2 separate regions of the Homo sapiens genome follow, and region 1 is linked to region 2. Evidence: chromatin contacts called from ENCODE Hi-C or POLR2A ChIA-PET data. All regions are on one chromosome and are shown on one strand. Each heading gives the region's core, a stretch centred on a gene start or an enhancer-like site at or near the end of the contact. The rest is flanking DNA. Distances are from core to core; before and after follow the strand shown. Region 1 overlaps NUP153 (nucleoporin 153). Region 2 overlaps LOC102724591 (a long non-coding RNA gene).

Region 1 (2,700 bases), core at 56-2,555, 49 kb after region 2:
GTGGCAGGTTCCTGTAGTCCCAGCTACTCGGGAGGCTGAAGCAGGAGAATGGCATGAACCCAGGAGGCGGAGCTTGCAGTGAGCAGAGATCGGCCACTGCACTCCGGCCTGGGCGACAGAGCAAGACACCATCTCAAAAAAAACACAAAAATCTGGCCTCCAGTTAGTTTAGGATTAATTACTTTGAGGGAGTCTTCCTTTGTACTTATATAGTAAAATATTAAGAGTTCTTTTCCTGGGACCTACTTTGGGAAACCAAAGCCACAGCCTGTATCGCTTTTAATTTAGAGGTGTATTCCCAGTCAAATAAAAGTCAGTAAGTTCATCTGGGCGCGGTGGCTCACACCTGTAATCCCAGCTACTTGGGAGGCTGAGGCAGGGAATTGCTTGAACCTGGGAGGCGGAGATTGCAGTGAGCAGAGATCGCGCCCCCGTACTCCAGCCTGGGCAAAAGAACAAAACTGTCTCAAAAACAAACAAACAAACAAACAAAAAAACAAACAAACAAAAAAACAAAGAACAGTTCACCTAGGGGGCTAGCAGTTAAAAACAAAAAACAAAAACTCTCTGAGGCTCAATGACACAAGAAATTTTTTTTCCCACCTGGAGAAAAGATACCTCACTGTTGACAAGCAACTAATATGACCTTACAATATTCAGAAACAGATATAACTAAAACATCTCAGGATAATCTCATTTTATATTAATTTTCAAGAGAGAATGAGTGAACACTGAAGCTGTTCTCAAATACTTCATTTTTAAATGGCCTTACAAAAAGGCGCTTTACCATCACCTTTATTTTTATTTTTTTGGCCTTACCTTTAAACCCAGATTTTGTGCCTGGCTTTGCACTTTCACATGCCAAACATTTGGTAGAGTCTGCCTTATTCTGCACTAGGCACAATTCACAGTCCCAGCTTCCCTCGGGTTTCTTGAACTTTTCCAATCCTAGAGAGCCTCCAGAAGGCAGAGAGACAGGTACAGTGCTGCTACTTGAAGCAGGTACTGAACTTCCTAAAAAAAAAAAAAAAAACGGGGAGTGGGGGGAGATTTCATGAAAATTTTAATTTACAGTATGTCAGTATCTTAATGGCACTGCTAAGTTTAAGTGTTCAGTTTCTAATAATATTTCCTATTAAAACACAGAATGTGCCAGAAATAGACAACTGTTCATATTTACATTGTTTAAAAAAAAGAATAGACCTCTCTTTTAACCTTATAAATGATTTCTTTTAACCTTATAAATGAGCAGCTCATAATCACCTTGCTCACTGGTGAGCTCCCCCTTAACCACATGTTTGAACTGCTGTGGTTTAAGAAAAAAAATCATGCTCGCAAATTAGGGGCTCAAAGACTAAATTTTTCTTAAGAATCTTTTTCAAATTTCTTCAAAGCAGCAAGCATTCTAAGACATAAGATGTAAATTGTAGGCAATATCCTAACATATAAAATACACAGCCACAGACCATATGAATTTCAAGATTTGAAAGCATAGATCTCTGCCTCTGAATGATAGCTTTTGCACAGAAGTGCATCTACTTCACATCCACTTCACAATCTAACTTGACACCTACTACATTCCTGACATTTGTTACATGCTAGCCATTTAACAGACATTTATTAAGCATCATAATATACTTGGGTTCTGGGGACATTAAAGATGAATAAAATGTTGCTTAACTTGTAAGATGCTCATGGTCTTAAAGGGGGAAAATAAAAGCACAGTGGCACCATCACCAAGTGACAACCTAAAACAAGTGTGCAAAGAAGGAAGAAATGACTAAGAGGCAGGAAAAGGATACACAGAGGTGACAAATCTTAAGCAAAACTAGCATGTTTGTGGGAGAGGTGGCACAGGAAGAACGGCTTGGTAAGGCCCAAAATATAGTGCTGACAGTGAAGCCATTCATTCTGGTATTCCTACTTCTCTAGATGGCCTACAACTGTCGCCACCTCTTCCATAGTTACCTAACTGATCTCTACATTTTATAGGTATGTTCTCTTCCATCTTGCCAACCAAATTGCTCCCTGGGGTTCCATCTTGGCCCACTGTCCTCACAAACTCTCATTTACTCCAGTGGTTTTTAAATCCCCAAAAAACAGTTTCCTAATCTACACCTGCAATCTACACTTCTGAGCTTGTCACTGTAGTCTCTTAGTTGGTGACTCCACTGTCTTACTTGGTTAGCTTGGCTGGATACTCCTCCTCCTCTACATTTTTCTCAAATCTATTTCAATCAATTTCTGACTCTTCTACTGCTATTCTGGTTCATGAACCCCCCCCATTACTCCCACCACTAACCCATCTCTTGCTTGAGTAACAGCTTTTTTATTGAGACCTCTGATCCTGTTCCTTTGAAATCCATCTTCCTCTGAAGCAACCAGTGCCATGTAGTTTTTGTTTTTCCTTTCTGGTTGCACCTTTTTAAAAGATTAACTGTTCAAAAGCTTTATTCCTGCCACTCCCTGTAAGTTAGCGGACTTTCATTTCAGGCCATCTTGAGTGAACACACTCAACTCTACTCTCATGACTTCAAATATCAAAACTATGGATTAATGACCCCAAATCCGTATCTCCACCCAAAGGGTGTATCCAAAGGCCTTACATACATTTTTTTTTTTTTGAGACAGAGTCTCACTCTGTTGCCCAGGGTGGAGTAGAGTGGCACAATCTCAGCTCACAGCAACCTCCACCTCCCA
Region 2 (2,957 bases), core at 228-2,727:
CTTCAAGTTAAGCATCTTGTTTAAACTCCTTGTTTTAAATGAAAAAAAGTATTATCATTCTGGTTTCTAATTTTTGAATTTTTGATGGCTGTCTCATTTATTTTCTTTGTTTTGCTTTTGTAGATAATCCTACAGGAAATACGCTTGACTTGTATTGCTCTATTCTAGTGCTCATATTTCTGTAAGGTAGATTTCTAAAAGGATTAAGGATTCACAAGGCTCAGATATTCTGAATTTGGGTGGATGCTGCCTAATTATCCTTCGAAAAATGTCTAAGCCTATACTTCCACAAATGACTGAACCTGTTTTTCTCCAAACCTCGTCAACTCTGGATACCACCTCTCTTAGTCATTTTTCCAGTCTGATGTGCAAAAACATGACATGGCCTATTTAAGTGCATAAAATTGATCAAGAGTGAGGACAGTCTATTGAATAAAAAAGATAAGTTCTCATGGTTAGTAAGAATAAAATGAGCCAGGATATTAAACATGGAAGAGTATATAGGCCTGTGAAAAGAGGGAAAATGAAGAAACCAGGAGAATTGTGGAATTTTTTGAGTGCAAGAAGAAGGGGGGCCTCTGTTTGCAGGAAAATAGAATAGGAATAATACAAAAATTTTTAATTAAAAAATAGAGAAAGGGGAGCCAGAGTAAGTGGGAATTTGATGAGGTTTAGTTGAGGTTTCAGTTAATGTCCTACGTGTGTACAGCTTCAGACTGGCCAGGCATTGGGTCTCCACTTCATGTCAATGATAAGATGATGTAATAGAGTAAGTCTTAACGAGGAGGGTAAGATCAGCGATCAGGTTGGTGGGCTCCACCTTGCAGGGAGGTCAGGAGGAGGTATGGGATGAGTGCTGGGTGACACAGGCAAGGGTCAAATTCTAAGGGAAGAAATTGCGTTAGGCACAGAAGGCCTAAACTGACGTGCTCAGGAGCGTCTGTGGCTGTTCCCTCTGGATTCATTGTTTCCAGGTCTAAAAAAGGAAGGAGCAGCAGAAGCAACTCAATGTTTTTTTATATTTGTTTGTACCAACACTATATTTTACAAATATTTACGTTTGTCTTTCATAATAGCCTTCTATTGCTGACTGGACCAAAGCCAAACTCAGCCTCCCTCCCTGACCTTTCTGCATGATGTCACCCTTTCTAGCATCTACCCACGGCACTCTCTTGTTGGCTTCCTTCCTCTCGTATGTCACAGTCATTTTCTTCACACACTCGACTTATTTTCAGTTTTTTAATCTCATGCTATCCCTACCCAAAGCAATGCTTTCTCTTGGCCCCAATCTCATATTTCACAAGTAAAATCCAATCCTAATCTAAAATAGTCTTTCCTTTTGCCAGAATATCATGGGCGATGTACTTCTATGAGCATATATCTCAGAGCTGCTCCACAGTCTTCTATTAGTATAAAGCGGAGAAGGCTGAACAGATTACTTTAAGGCCCTCAGCTCTGAAGTTGGGTTTTGGAGCCTGTGGTGTTCTTAGCTTTGGAAATTCCTCCACCTACTGGTTGCCTAAAATCCTGTCTGTTCACATTATATAATGAGGTTCGCAGTTGTTTTATGAGATCGGCCTATTTTTAAGAGTAACACGGGCCTCTTGTGAATGATGACACATTTCTAAGTCATTTCGAATTCCTAAAATAAAATTAAAAATGTGCTATAAAGAAAATATTTTCTTATAATAGAAAATGTTTTCAAGCAGATGACAAATTTCTTAATGCTTTTGAACAACCATTAGGGGGCAGAAAATCATTACACAGTATAGCAATTCAATCCACGTTAGGCTGGAGAAGAGAAAGCCTATTTTATGTGTATTTCCAAAAGTTAGTACCAAAATCAAGTTATTTTTCAGTGTAATCATTGATTTGGTGCTTGGGTATCTTATTTACAAAAGAAGCCTTCCGTAGTGGCTTTATTTTTTACAACTTGCTTCCTATCAGTGTATCAAATCAGATGAACCTTACTCTGAAGGAAACACTTTAGAGACCAATGTGACATCTTGGGGCAGGGTTGCCATATATGACTAGTAAGAATAGTTGAAATATGTTGATAAACTAAAAGTAAGTTTATCTCACTAAAAATTAGAGAAATTCATAACAAAACAATAGATTTATGGCTGCCCAAGTTTCAGGAACTCTCTTTTCAGTCACCCTATCAAACGATGGGTTCAAGCGTGGTTAAAAATAGTTCGCTACTTCTTTAACAGCTTCTCTTCCCCCAAAAAACAACTCCTTAAAGATTAGAATGCAATTATTTCTACTTCTCACTTCCATTCCCCCATCAGCCAGCCTTTCACCTCTCACCCCATGAAACTTCCCAATGAATGCCACCCTTGACTTCCTAATGGCCGAATCCAGGTTCTCTAATTGGAAGGATGATAAACAAGCACTTGCTAATTTAAGTTTAAGAGAAATTTATTAAAAGTATATCACAAGCTGGATACAGTGGCTCACGCCTGTAATCCCAACACTTTGGGAGGCTGAGGTGGGTGGATCGCTTAAGCCCGGGAGGTCGACACCAAACTGGCCAAAATGGAGAAACTCCGTCTCTACAAAAAAAACACACAAAAATATAGCCAGGCATAGTGGCACTTACCTGTAATCCCAGACACTTGAGAGGCTGAGGTGGGAGGATCACCGGAGCCTGGGGAGGTCAAAGTTGCAGTGAGCCATGATCATGCCACTGCACTCCAACCTGGGAAGCAGAGCGAGACCCCATCTCAAAAAATAAAATAATAGGCCAGGCATGGTGGCTCACGCCTGTAATCCCAGCACTTTGTGAGGCCAAGGCGGGCAGATCACGAGGTCAGGAGTTCGAGACCATCCTGGCCAACATGGTGAAACCCATCTCTACTAAAAATACAAAAATTACCCAGACGTTGTGGCAGGCGCCTGTAATCCCAGCTACTTGGGAGGCTGAGGCAGGAGAATCGCTTGAAACTGGAAGGCAG

What was found. Hi-C counts contacts between places; a loop is a spot of excess contacts on that map. ChIA-PET counts read pairs that join two places held with the same protein, here RNA polymerase II (POLR2A). Pooled maps may share reads with other maps.
Region 1: a map of naive thymus-derived CD4-positive, alpha-beta T cell shows a loop between it and region 2 (5-fold over the local background). The contact joins two enhancer-like sites. A Hi-C loop is called at or near these places in 4 of 168 maps with a recorded cell type or tissue (CD4-positive, alpha-beta T cell, CD8-positive, alpha-beta T cell, breast epithelium and 1 more) and 6 of 50 pooled maps. POLR2A ChIA-PET finds 5 or more read pairs at or near these places in 5 of 52 experiments (AG04450, GM12878, activated T-cell and 2 more).

Annotation. Positions count from the first base shown.
Region 1 is chr6:17,631,831-17,634,530 of GRCh38, forward strand. NUP153 (nucleoporin 153) reads right to left here. Exons shown (of 22, transcript NM_005124.4): 17 at 820-1,014. Among named protein-coding and RNA genes, the nearest start is that of FAM8A1, 33 kb to the left of the region's middle. RefSeq lists a silencer at 1,554-1,754. Within about 2 kb of position 1,306, at least 3 of the 41 ENCODE cell types and tissues checked have a DNase peak (open chromatin) inside an H3K27ac peak, as active enhancers do.
Region 2 is chr6:17,582,839-17,585,795 of GRCh38, forward strand. It overlaps LOC102724591 (a long non-coding RNA gene), which reads right to left. Exons shown (of 5, transcript XR_007059485.1): 5 at 2,953-2,957. Among named protein-coding and RNA genes, the nearest start is that of FAM8A1, 16 kb to the right of the region's middle. Within about 2 kb of position 1,478, at least 9 of the 41 ENCODE cell types and tissues checked have a DNase peak (open chromatin) inside an H3K27ac peak, as active enhancers do.